2 separate regions of the Homo sapiens genome follow, and region 2 is linked to region 1. A link is a contact called in ENCODE Hi-C or POLR2A ChIA-PET data. All regions are on one chromosome and are shown on one strand. Each heading gives the region's core, a stretch centred on a gene start or an enhancer-like site at or near the end of the contact. The rest is flanking DNA. Distances are from core to core; before and after follow the strand shown.

Region 1 (6,383 bases), core at 59-2,558:
ATTGTAAGCTCCTTGAAGGCATTGCCTGTGTATTATGTTTCTTTGAATCTCTCTGTGGTGGCTAATGCTCTGCCCTGCATTTAGTAGGCAATAAGTTTGTGTTGAGTTTTGAGTCAACTACCACTCTTTTCTCCCTTCCTCTTTTTTAATTTTTTTTTAAATTATTTTTTATTTTTTATTTGACACAGAGTCTTGCTCGGTTGCCCAGGCTGGAGTGCAGTGGTGCGATCTCGGATCACTGCAACCTCTGTCTCCCGAGTTCAAGAGATTTTCCTGCCTCAGCCTCCTGAGTAGCTGGGATTACAGGCATGCACCACCATGCCCAGCTAATTTTTGTATTTTTAGTAGAGATGGGGTTTCACCATGTTGGCCAGGCTGGTCTCGAACTCCTGACCTCAAGTGATCCACCCGCTTCTGCCTCCCAAAGCGCTGGGATTACAGGCGTGAGCCACTGTGCCTGGCCTACTCCCTTCCTCTTACAAGGCTCCTTACTCATTTCCTGCGTCTCACCTGCTCTCTCAGCCCAGTTTTCTAAAAAAAGAGGTAAGAGATGGATGCCAGTCTCTTTCTCCTCCAGAGTGATTTTGTGAGGATTTGTACAATGCAAGTCTTGAGATGCAAATGGACATCTAGGAACAGAGGAATTGCTGGAGCATGGAGACCACACTTCTGAAGATGGAAGGAGACCCTTCTCCAGGCTGTCGCTTTTGATTTGCGGTTTTCCCATTGCCAATTGCTCACACTGATCCCCAGTCCTGAAGGGGATGGGGGCTGCCGCTAATTCCCTGGCATCTCATGACTTCCTGTTTTCCTCCAGTTATTATTTTTATTGTACTTCCTTCCTGCTTCTTCACTCTCCGGCTTCGCCAGTTTGTTCCGTGTGATCATTTCAGCTTTATTTGGAAACTGGAAGCCTCATTTTACTATAATAGTTTCTTGACGATTTTCTAAATGAAACTTGCATACTTCATCTGCTCCCCCACTGCTCAGATATTAAACAAATATCTCTAAGAGGTTTCCTTCTCCCCCCCCAAAGACCAGCAGTTTGCTCAAACAGATGGCGAGAGATGGCGTGTGTGGGTATGTGCCCGCGGTCCACGTGTGTGTGTGTGTGTGTGTGTGTGTGTGTGTGTGTGTAGTAGAGGATTCTTATGGAAGGTGCCAGTTTCTGCAGCATCTTCTTGCCTTTTTGGCATCCAACTACGGAGCAAGACAGAGCCTCCTGGCAAGTGACCAAACAGAGTGAGTGTCCGGAAGGCCCGTCACCCTGATATTCACGCAAAGAATCTGTTTCTCTGTGAATGGGCGGCTGTGGAGGAGGCCGGGGGAGCAAGTGGCTGGCCAGCCTCCAAGGCCAGATGTTCTGTAGTACCATATGTCAGGATAGGAAGGACGGCACCGAGGGCTCCTAGAGCGTGTCAGACCTCAGCTCTTGAACTCTGTAATCCTCATGCCCCCTTCCGTCCTCGGTCAAGAACGAACAATGCTTCCCTCTTTGTCTGCTTTTCAACCCCACCTCTTTTCTCCATTAGCTTTCTGGTCTAAACTCATTATTGAGACCCCTCCACAACATTCACCTTGCCTCTCCTTTGCCTGGCCCCAGGCTGGCTGCCCCTTTTTCTGGAATGATGCTGTTTTGGTGCCTGTTTCCCTCTCATCTGAAACAACCACCTCCTCTTCTATGTCTGCTGCCTCCTTGGTATCTTCTAAGCCCAGGCATGAGCCCCCCTCCTTGGGGAGGCCTGAGCTTTTGATTCCCACTCAGGCTGGGTGTTGAGATTGTCCTCAGGACCTGACGTGCACATGTAAGTACTGGTTTCTCTTATAGTGTGTATTGTCTTCCCTCTTCAACTAAAGCTTTAGGAGGGTAGGTTGGTGTCTTATGCTTTGGTTGTATCCTTCACTATGCCAAATAAATACCTATCAATCAATCAGTCAATGGATTCTCAACTTGCCTAGGCCCAGAACAGAGGAGACCTGTCTCCTAGCCATGTTGAGTTGGTAGCCAGTGCAGGGTGCTGAAGGAAAGAAGTGTAGCTCCTCGGCTGCCCATTCTTGCTGCCATCTGCATTCTGATGAGTAGAGGATGGCATGTTTAGTTGGTTGGAGGTAACGAACAGAAGCAACAGCTCTTTTGAGTTCCCTGCTGTGGTAACTCTTACTCCGTGGAGTCACTCAGGCACCTGTGCTCGGGAGTAGATGGAGATAGGAGGTTTGTTCCAGTCTCTCTTTTCTTGTACCTTCCTAGGGAATAGCAATGTCCTGTAGATGTGTGACAGTGATACCATGTTGGCATTTTGTTCTGGAAGGCTGACCTAACTACTGTCTTTGGAAACATTCTCCTTCTCAATTTAGAATTTGGGCCCTTTTCTCTGTCTGTCTCCTTCCATGGTCCCTGCCCACGCTGAGCCTCCCGCGCCCAGCCAGCTCCATTGTTTCAAGAAGGGCTTTGGGGCTGCTCGATGACTGCAGCACTGGGACCAAAGTCCTCAGCATCAGTCTCAGGACTCCGCATCATCAGCCCACTCTACCGCCTCCGCAGGCTCCTCGCCGCTGTCTTCACCACCTGCCCACTGTGGATAAGCCAGGCCAGCCTCCTGAAGGCTTGCCCGGCGGGGTATGCTCATTTCTAACACCAAGTCTTGGCTCATGTGATGCCTCCATCACACGGTGCTCCCCGTCTCATCCAAGGCTTTTCCATTCTTAACATTTCCAAACATGGGTAGCTAGAACCCTTCGGAGCTTCCAGAGCCCCCGAAAGGACCAACTGAATCTCACCATATCCTCAGACCGTCTGCAGTGACAGCAGCTACTGTTGATCTGCTCCTCTTCTGCACACCCATAGTGATTTGTTGACATATTGGCACATCACCACATCCTCCTCTGTCTCTTTCTCCATCTCTGTCTTGTTGTCCACTAGGTTATGGACTGGCCAGGGACAGGGGCCTTTCTCTTCTTTAGTCTTACACTAGCTACACACTTATCATAAAGACATTATGTTCTCAGTGTTGTGCTAAGTTGTTTTACATGCACAGTCTCATTTATGTACCTTCGCAGGTAACAGTATTGTTAGTCTGCTTGACAGATGAGAAAACTGAGACTTGGAGGATCCCAAAGTCTTAGAGCCTAGCAAGTTGTAGATCTGGAATTGGCAGACAGGGCTTGTGTCAGCCTAAGTTCTTAAACTTCCCGTTCTACTAACTAGTGGTATCAGGCTCTGCCACTTACAAGCTTAACGACCCTGGGTGAGTTGTTTATTTCCTTGTGCCTCAGAAAGAAATAGAAATAAAAATACCCGCTTCATAGAGTTGTCCTGAGGATCGAATGAGATAAGGCATGAAAATGCGCAGAATAGTGCCTGGCACATAGTAAGTGCTCACATATGTCTTGTACAGATTTGCTTCTAATTCTTCTTCATCACCAATATCATCTAAACGTTGTTGGTATTACAGTTATCACTTTTCGTGTCTCTGACATCATTTTAGCACCTGAGATGATGTTATGCTCTTGGCTTGTGCTCAGGAAATGCTTAATGAATGACTGAAAAGGCACTTGGGCTTCTGGAGGTGACTTGGTGACAAATGCTCAGTGTGATGTTGTCTTTGTGGCAGATGCTCATTATGAGGTTGTCTTTGCCTATATTCAGGCTTGGCAGGTTCTTGTGGCAGCGGTGGTTAAGGATTAAGGCATTGTGTGGAGTATGGTGGGGGCTGCAGCCGACAACCTTCCTGTTGCCTAAAAACTTTTTCTCCTTCCCACCCCCTTCCCCAGTAGCTCTATGCCCTGCCAAGTCTGTGCACAAGCCTTGAAATGACAAAGTACCCTTTAGTTAATTGCACAACGGATTGCCTAGAGTTAAAAGTTCTGATTTATATGACTATAGCTCTAACTGCTCAATAACACAGGCCTGTAATCTACCTTCATTTCAAACAGAACGGTGATTTATAGGGCAGCATGCCGCTTTAGCTCAGAAATGAGGTGTTCAACATATGCGCTGTTGACATAAATTTGGAATTTATCGCTGTTGTCAAAACTGCCTGTTGGACAAAGGTGGGTATTAAGGCAATAAATGGCTCAGAATAGTTTTCTGTCACATTTCCTAACCATTGTATTCAGTCTATTTGAGGGAAAAATATATACTTAAAAGTAATCAAATGTCCAAAATCCATGCATCTTGTTTTGAATGGTGGGAAGGGAGGATGTAGGGAGGATGGAGGAGCATGGGGCCTTGGGGAGGGGGAGCTGGGGGGATTGTGGAGGAGAAAGCTTTTCATGAAGTTATGGCCCGTTTAAAAAAGATTCCACTCTGCCTCCTCCCCCATCCCCATCGGGAGGTGGGCTTTCCTTTCTCATTTACAAAAACGGGGAGGAAAAATGAAAGCTCATTAAATAAAAATAGTAAAGGACATTTTTATGTGTGGGCTTAAAACCAGCAATGTCAGGGAGGAGTTAGTGAGTGGGGCTGTGAGGGAGGCAGAACAGGATTTTGTTTATGGGGAAATAAAGCCCCTGGCCAGCGTTGGTTTCTCTGCTGCCTTGGTGAGCGTGGGCTTGCTCCCACCTACTCTCCCAGGTTCCGAGGCTCCTGTGCACACGGTGAATGTGTGCTGGCTGATGAGGGTGAGGAGCGGTGGGTACCCGGCTCTAAGCAATATGTTCTACTCCATCCAAATCCCGATTGATTTATTACCCACTGTACAGCCAAGATGCATCCACCCCTCATCCATCCACTAATGCTGTGCCCTTTGCAAGGCTTGAGAATACAAGATGAATGAGGCAAAGCCCTGTCTTCATGTAGCTGCCCATCCAGCTGGAGAGACAGAGAAACAAGCAGATGCACCCTAGTGAGTACATCTGCTCCAACAGAAACACACTTAAAAGACAGAGGCTGGGGGGGAAAGGGGGTCAGCTTTGAGAGGGGACAGAGGGGAGCTACTGGGGAAGGCTTCTAGGGATGGTACTGACCCTCTTGCCTAGTGAAATGTCCTTTTGGAAGTATCAGGTTCCTGCAGGGAGATTACACAAAAATGTAGAAAAAATACGCTAGTGACAGGTCCTCCCTCCATCCCAGATGTGTGATGTTGTGGTCAGGTGATCACTGATGTGTGTCAGTGTATTGTAAGAGTGGGGCCAACGTCCTTGTGCATTGAGGCTCCAGCCTCTCTTCTCCTCCATGCCATGGACCGTCGCTGCATCATCTAAGCACAGGGCACCCAGGCGGGTAGCACAGGTGGCTTAGCAAATGCAGTCAGAGTCAAGGTTAAGAATCGATCTCTTCATTCTGTTTCAAGATTACATAGCATGCAGTATGTTGTTGGGTATTGTGTTGCACCGTGAGACTGAAAGTGTGGATGTTTCCAGAGAGCCGCTGCTTGGCCTCTGTGCTCGTTGGGCCTCGAGTCACTGGTATTATGCATTTCCTGTGTGCTCGGGAGCCTTGCGTGTAAGGAGCAAGAGGAGCACGCAAGCTGCCTGGTGCTTTTCCCCATGAAAATGAGGCCCAGCAGGGAAGAGGATTCGTATTTGTTGCTTTTATTTTATTTTTCCTTTTATCTCCATGCCCACACGCTTGGACCGTCTCAGCATTGATAAATGTGTGCTCTCACAAACATGCACACAATCCCCTTTCTCTGGCCTGTGTGTTTGCCAGACACACACACACACACACACACACACACACACACACTCCCACGCACACTGGGCATGGACACCAATTGTAAACCTCGTCCGTGTGGCTCACCCTCCTTTTGCCACCAACCCCTGTCCTTTTCACACAAAGCTCCCTGTTGGGAAAACTCATAATTTTCACACCACACAGCCTTGACTGGCCATTGCTGGAATTACTGTCTCTTTGAAGTGCTTTCTACTGGGGCATTTACAGGCCGTTTTAATTACCTGCAGCTTGCAAAGGGCCTTGCTCTGTCCCAGCCTTTGTTTGTTTGTTCTTTGCAAGGAGTCTGTGTAGAAAGGAATACGGCTGACTTCTTTTACAAAAAAGAAAAGGGGGTAGAAAAAGAAGTTTGGGGAGCCCTTAACAGAGCTTCTTGCCGCAGCCTGCTGTGGGACACCATGCCCACTCTAACAAGGCCAGGAAGAGAGGCTCTCGCCCTTGGCTGTCTTCTCAGCAGGTTCCAGCACCGTGGGTCCCACTCCTGGAGCTTGCCTGGGATATTTTTGTTCATGCGTTTATGTTTTAATTATTATTAAGTATATTTTCAAGCTTTCTACCAGAGACAGCAAGGGCTGTCAAATCATGTTTCCCTCACTGTTGACCAAATCAAAGCTGGCTTCAGTTGAGCTGGGATCCCTCTTATATTTTCAACTAAATCTGTTCAAGGAAGGTGCATTATTAAATTATTGAGTTTAGACGTGGGCTGGAGGGT
Region 2 (6,551 bases), core at 448-2,947, 100 kb after region 1:
TCCCACAGGCACTGACATGGCCGTCTTCTGTCTGCTGTGTGGGAAGCGCTTCCAGGCGCAGAGCGCACTGCAGCAGCACATGGAGGTCCACGCGGGCGTGCGCAGCTACATCTGCAGTGAGTGCAACCGCACCTTCCCCAGCCACACGGCTCTCAAACGCCACCTGCGCTCACATACAGGTAGGTCAGTCCAGCTGATGGGTGGATCTGGGTCTCTGGGAGCCAGCGTCTATATTTACCTCCAAGGACGTAAAGTGGAGGTGGTGGGCTGAGTCAGCCTTCAGTCCTTCTGCTCAAGGCTTGGACGTGCAGAGGCTGCCCGTCGTGCAGGTAAATGTGGACAGTTCTCCCAGTCCCCTCCTGTGGACCGTCGGTTCAAAGTCTTTCCGTGTTCAACACAGGATGCTCATTAAAAAGGCAGGCTCTTGGGTCCCACTCTCAGAACCTTTTATTCCATGGGTCCAGGGTGGGGTCCCAGATTCAGCATTATTAATATGTATTCCCAAGGGATTCTCATGTAGGTAGACCCAAAATGAATTTTGAGAAAAACTGACCTGCTGGGTCTCTTAACATTGTCTGCCCTGCCTCCCACCACTCTTGATGCCCCGCCGCTCTATCCATACACATTTCTGAAGTCAGCTTCGGGCTTCTGAGGGCAAGTTGAAGCAGTGATCCTACTTTCCCCACAGTAACAAAGGCCTGTACTTGGACCTTAACCCTGTTTAGGGAAGACAAGGAGGGCATTTAAACGATGAGCAATGAAATATCACTGCTCAGCCAGTTCCAGGTGATGGGACAAGGGAGGGGGTACAAGGTAAGGAGGCTGGGCCAGGTGCTGAGGGGCTGGCCATTCCCTGCCACCAGCCTCTAGGGCTTGAGGGATGGGGACACTTGGTCCCTGATGGCCAAGAGGCATTTGCTTTCCTGCAGCAGCTCCCAGTTTTCCCTAACAGGGGAGTGGATGGCTTAAATTCCTTATTTTCTCTATGACAAAACTGGGGCTCTGCTGAAACTACCTGGTTAAAGGAATGCCCATTTCTGAGTCTGCCTTTGTGTGCTGTGTTTGTAGGGAGGGTTGGGGTCAGGTCTCTATCTGGGTATATAACAGAGCGTATACTTGTAAAAACCTCTGCATGCCACGTAAAGGAACAGTAGGCCCTCTCCTCATTTTGAGAGTCTTGTCACAGCTCAGAGATTGAGTATGCAGACCAGGTCTTGCATGGGTGGCAGGCTCTGCTAAATAAGGGAAGAGCTTTACTTCTCATGGACTGAGCTGGCCTGGCCAGCCAGCAGCAGGTATCCTCATTAAGGAGCCTTCCTGGCTGTCACTTCTGGATGCCATTTTGTTCAGGGGAGCACATTGTCTTAGCATCACCAGATTTGCACAGAACTACTTAAAATTTCTGGGACAGGACGGAGGTAGGGCCCAGAGGGGTGGGCTCAATAAAAAGGGCCCAGGAGAGTGGGATGTTGACAAGGACTTTCTCTACAGCGATTGCGTAAGCATTTCCCCTGCAGCTATATGCACCTTCCTATGAACGCCTCCCTCAACAGTTCCCCAGGTTCATTCGGTCTTATGAAAGATGGCTAGATACCTTTCAGCCACTTCTGAGCATGCCACTGGGTCCAATCAGTTGGCTTCATGTGACTTGAATGATCTCAGTCCTGCTAAATCCACCCAGGATGTGCCCTGCTCTGACCATGCCACCTTCTCAGAGCTCAGATATGAAAATGTCACATGCTCTTGTGTCAGTCATGGCTCAGATCCACGGGGAGGGGCTGTTTCCAGAGTTAGGGAGAAGCCCTTGCTTATTCTAGGAAACACGGAGCATGTGTGCTGCCTATGCACACACAGAGAAACACCCATCAATTTTCACACCAGCGAGGCACTGCGCACACAAGCCATATACAGGCTGTGCACACCCCACACACAATGCCTCATTAATATTCCGTTGTTCTTGGCCCATTTGCTGCTGGGGCCGGGTGTTTAGCATCAGCAGCTGTGTTTGGTAGGTTAGTCCAGCCGTGCTCTTGGCATTGATGGATCCCTGATTCACACGGCTCATCATATAATAAACTCTCAGCTGTGCTGAAGGGAGGGGCTGGAAGGGAGGGGCCTGAGGAGCCAGCAGGATGGGGCTGGGGTGGGGAGGACGACAGACACTGGGCTTGGCCAGTGCCAGAGAAAGCACCAAGTAAGGACAGATTGGGGGGGGCGGGGTCACAGGTGCACTGGGCAGGCTGGAGGGGGCTCTAATTAGTCTCGTTTGTCCTGCACTTAATGTCAAGCTCATTAAAGAGGCTACAGAGTTAATCAACATACCACAAATTGGATTTTGAGTTCTGCAGCCAGTTTTGTGTACATTATGGCCACACTGACACAATCAGCTCTCAGGGTGAAGATTTCACGCCAGGTGCACACCGTGCTTCCAAATCGGGATGGGGATACGTGTGTGTTGGTGACTTTTTCTTTCTTTTTTTTTTGTTGTTGTTTGTTTTTCCTTCTAAGTTCTTTTTATTCTTTTCCCTGGGCAGACTCAAGAATTTCCTATTTAAACTCATTTAACATGTGCTCCACTTCATAATTAAATTCCTAAAAATCGGATCAAACAAACTCCTCTGTCTTAACCCTTTGTTTTTTAAATTGTTAGGGACCCCTCTGGAGGGGAAAGGCACAGGCAGCCGCCCCCTTCCCCCCCACCGCCGCCTTCACCCCCACCCGGCTGGGTGGCTGCCGATGTACGTTTTAATTACCGGCTCCAGCTGAAGTCTCACGTGGCCTTGGCTTTATTTATTTATTTATACCTTAATGAGGATACTGAATCTTTGATTAAAGTCGTAATCGTTGCCGATTCAGTAAGGAGGGGGAGTTGGATGTCAGACCAGACAGGGCTGTGAGTGCAGACACACGGAGAGAGTGGGTTCGGGTGCACACACAGACTGGCCCTTACTGTGTTAGACACACAACTAATTAGTACCAGGGTCTGCACAGGCCTCCACTCCCTTGAGTTTGATGGGGCTGGGGGCCAGGCAGTCCGCATGGCTCTGGCAGTGAGGATGGGCAGGTAGCAATTTCCCCAACTGAGAACCCTGGGCCTTGGCCCATCCCCAGATCTGCAGGTGAGGGACTCGCTGGCCGAGCCTCTGAGCCAGTGCAACACCCCATAGATTGGGGTGAACTGGTGTCAAGGCACGATGCCACTCTTTGAGCTTCTCTCATCTGATTCCCTGATGGAAGTGCCCCTCTCATGGCATGGGTGCTTCTTGCAAATCTTCCACCCATGAGAAAGTCACTGATCAGACCCCAGCATCCGCTCCCCTCAGAGCCCTAAAAACCCCTCAGAGCCATCAGAACAGATGAGAATTTATGTGGGTACAGGGGCCTAACTTTGGGAGGGGGGAGCTTTGGTTAGTGGCCCGAGGAGGGGAGAGACAGGAGAGAGTAAAATATCATTTTAAAAAGGAAGTGAAGGCACAGGCATGCGAGTCTATAACGAGAAGGACAATTTATGCCCAGGCACGAGCGCAGTTTGACATGGGGATAATGCAAAAACGTAGGTCATTGTGGATGACTTAAACCTTCAGCAGCTGAAGAAAATGTATGAAATGCAGAGGACATTACACGGTTGGCAGCCCCGCACATCTGCAGAGGGACAAGTGAAATACAGTGGGCCATTCTTTACCATAAACTGTGGTTGTTGGAGATGCAGCCCAGAGAAATTGTAATTACAGTGACAAGACGAATCAGCGATATTTAAATATTCATGAACAAAGTCTGGGGTGATCAATCTATCTTTATTGTCTGCGCCTTCACTCCTGTAATAAATAAGTAGCTGGAGTCCTCACCTTTCATCCCCCAAGCCCCCCACTTTGGATATGAAAGGCAAGATGGTTATTCTCCACACCCCAACCTCTCATGCTCTGGAGATTTAAGAGTGGGATCCTCAAAAAAGAAAAGGCAGTTCTCTCCAAGTTTCATAGACCCACCATTTCCTGGGTCTGTTCTGGATCCTCCCTGTGCGATACACTGAGGCTACAAGGATGGGTGAGGCTTGCTTCTTATCCTGGTGGTGCTTCCATGCTGGAGGTATGGTGGGCAAGCCAGTAGATACAGCATAGTGTGTCAGCAAGCTGACAAGTATATGGTACCCTGACTCTAGAGCCAGACCCAAACCTGAATCCCAACTCAGCTCCTTACTTGCCGTTTCACCTTAGGGATGATGTGGAAGCATCTCATTTTTTTCTCAACTGTAAAATGAGACTAATATCTTTCTTTAAGTTTGTTGCCATGATCATCTGATGCGATCACATCACACATCTGAGTGCTCAGGAAATGTAGCCCATTTTAATGCGAAAGTGGCATAAAAATGATACCACACTAATAACAGAACAAAATTCTGGGCATTTCTTCTCTTTGGGGACACAGAAGAAAGTGTGATTCATTCTGCCTGGGGAACTAAAGGGAAGCGTCCACGCGGGGGTATCATATGAGCTGGGCTTTGAAGGATGATTAGGAGTTCACCAGGGAGAAAAGAAGAAATCGAGCAGAGGAAACAGCTATGTAAGACTGTGGAGGAAGGAAATTGGGGACTGTAGAAGGTGTTTGGGGGACAATGTGAAGTTCCTCAAATTGGAGAGATTTCTTTGAAGGTTGGGGAGTCAGGCTGGAGTGACTTTCACCCTTAACCTAAAGGAAGGGGAGAAGAGGTCATCTGAGAAGCAAGATGGTGAGGTCTCATGTATCCACAAGGGGGCTTGCTTTCTGGGGACTGCTGTCCATCCCTGAACCAAATGGGCTCTCTTTCCCAGGACTGGCCCTTGCCCCACAGATGATCATGGGGCCACAGTAAAGTATGGTCATGTGTGAAGACAGGTATTGCTTGTTTATTCAATGGAGGTGTGGCCGTGGATCCTTAAGTTGTCTTTGGAGGTGGTGAATACAGGCCGTCGCATCCTTCTCATGCACAGAATGTGCCCTACTGTCCCCTGAAGAGGGGGCAGGGAGAGGCAAAGGCCTGATCCAGCCCCTTGTCTCCACAGGCGACCACCCCTACGAGTGTGAGTTCTGTGGCAGCTGCTTCCGGGATGAGAGCACACTCAAGAGCCACAAACGCATCCACACGGGTGAGAAACCCTACGAGTGCAATGGCTGTGGCAAGAAGTTCAGCCTCAAGCATCAGCTGGAGACGCACTATAGGGTGCACACAGGTACCGAAGGCCAGGGAGGGGCCTGAGCTGGCTCTGGGACCTGGGCGGAGGTGGGAAGCAGATAGTCTCCTAGAGAAGCCTAAGTGAGGATGATCCCAGGCTGAATCAAAGAGTAGAAGAGGTTCTATTAAGAGCTGGTATGGTGGCCTGAGGACCACCACACCCCAGTCAAGGTGGCCTGAGGGCCATCAGTCAAGGCCAAGGCAGACATTACTAATCAATCCCAGCACACTTTCCAGTGAGCCCCCATCAGCCCTCCAGGCAGCTATACCAGTAGTTCAGAGGTGACATGCAAAATGATGTCTGTATATGAGTCCTGAATTAGGGGTAAGTTGGTCCAATTAGCTGAAAGTGAAGGTTAGGGTAATTTCATGTTACTCAAGGGTTAGAGTAAGAATTAGGATACATTGAATTAGGTTGTTATGAAGGTTGGGAAGTTGTAAAGTTAGATTGTGTTTGGTTCTGAGATTAGAAGAGCAGATATATTTAATAATCCCTATATGCATATGATGTTTTACCACTTCAGAGTGCCTTCACATTTTTTTTTTTTAGACGGAGTTTCGCTCTTATTGGCCAGGCCGGAGTGCAGTGGCACGATCTCAGTTCACTGCAATCTCTGCCTCCTGGGTTCAAGCGATTCTCCTGCCTCAGCCTCCCAATTACCTGGGATTACAGGTGTGTGCCACCACGCCCAGCTAATTTTGTATTTTTTTTAGTAGAGACAGGGTTTTGCCATGTTGGTCAGGCTGGTCTCGAACTCCTGACCTCAAGTGATTCACCCGCCTCGGCCTCCAAAGTGCTGGGATTACAGGCGTGAGCCACCGTGCCCATCCACATTATTTTTTGTATTGGAAAAAGAAATGTGGGCCACTGTTTTCCCTGAGGTCAAAAGACAAAACAAGTGAAGGGTCTTCCACAGTTTCCCAAGTTGGGGGCAGTGAAGTCCTGGAGCTTGCTTGTGAAAGCTAATTTTTCACATTTCTTCACAACTTCAAGTTCAGTGACACCACCTTAGTTGCTTAAAATTGGCCACTGTAGGAGTATTCACATCATAGCAATCAGCAGATGCTACAAACCAGGGCTTTTTGGAAAGCCAGTCATGAAACATTTACCACCAGCACACTGCTGGTTGTGGGGAAGGTTGATTTACAGAAGGGTGAGAGGTGGTGGAAGCTGGAAAACAAAGACGCCCCCTCTGATCAGGGGAGACAGCTGTCCTGTCCAGAGGAAGGGGGAGAGGTGGCTTCAGGCAGGTCCTGCTGGCTTAGAGGAGAGTACGTTGCCCTTGGAGGGGAAGGGTGGACAGAAGGAGCAGTAAGCAGAGCTATGTGTTGTCAGAGCTCG

The links. A loop is a pair of places that touch in the nucleus more often than their neighbours do. ChIA-PET counts read pairs that join two places held with the same protein, here RNA polymerase II (POLR2A).
Region 2: a map of dorsolateral prefrontal cortex shows a loop between it and region 1 (2.4-fold over the local background). The contact joins two enhancer-like sites. A Hi-C loop is called at or near these places in 1 of 168 maps with a recorded cell type or tissue (dorsolateral prefrontal cortex). POLR2A ChIA-PET finds 5 or more read pairs at or near these places in 1 of 52 experiments (H1).

What each region holds. Positions count from the first base shown.
Region 1 is chr11:114,138,528-114,144,910 of GRCh38, forward strand. The region is part of intron 2 of ZBTB16 (zinc finger and BTB domain containing 16); the gene reads left to right. Among named protein-coding and RNA genes, the nearest start is that of ZBTB16, 82 kb to the left of the region's middle. Within about 2 kb of position 1,309, at least 24 of the 41 ENCODE cell types and tissues checked have a DNase peak (open chromatin) inside an H3K27ac peak, as active enhancers do; they include dorsolateral prefrontal cortex, where a contact is called at or near this core.
Region 2 is chr11:114,242,159-114,248,709 of GRCh38, forward strand. It overlaps ZBTB16 (zinc finger and BTB domain containing 16), which reads left to right. Exons shown (of 7, transcript NM_006006.6): 5 at 9-179; 6 at 5,040-5,207. Among named protein-coding and RNA genes, the nearest start is that of NNMT, 51 kb to the right of the region's middle. Within about 2 kb of position 1,698, at least 7 of the 41 ENCODE cell types and tissues checked have a DNase peak (open chromatin) inside an H3K27ac peak, as active enhancers do; they include dorsolateral prefrontal cortex, where a contact is called at or near this core.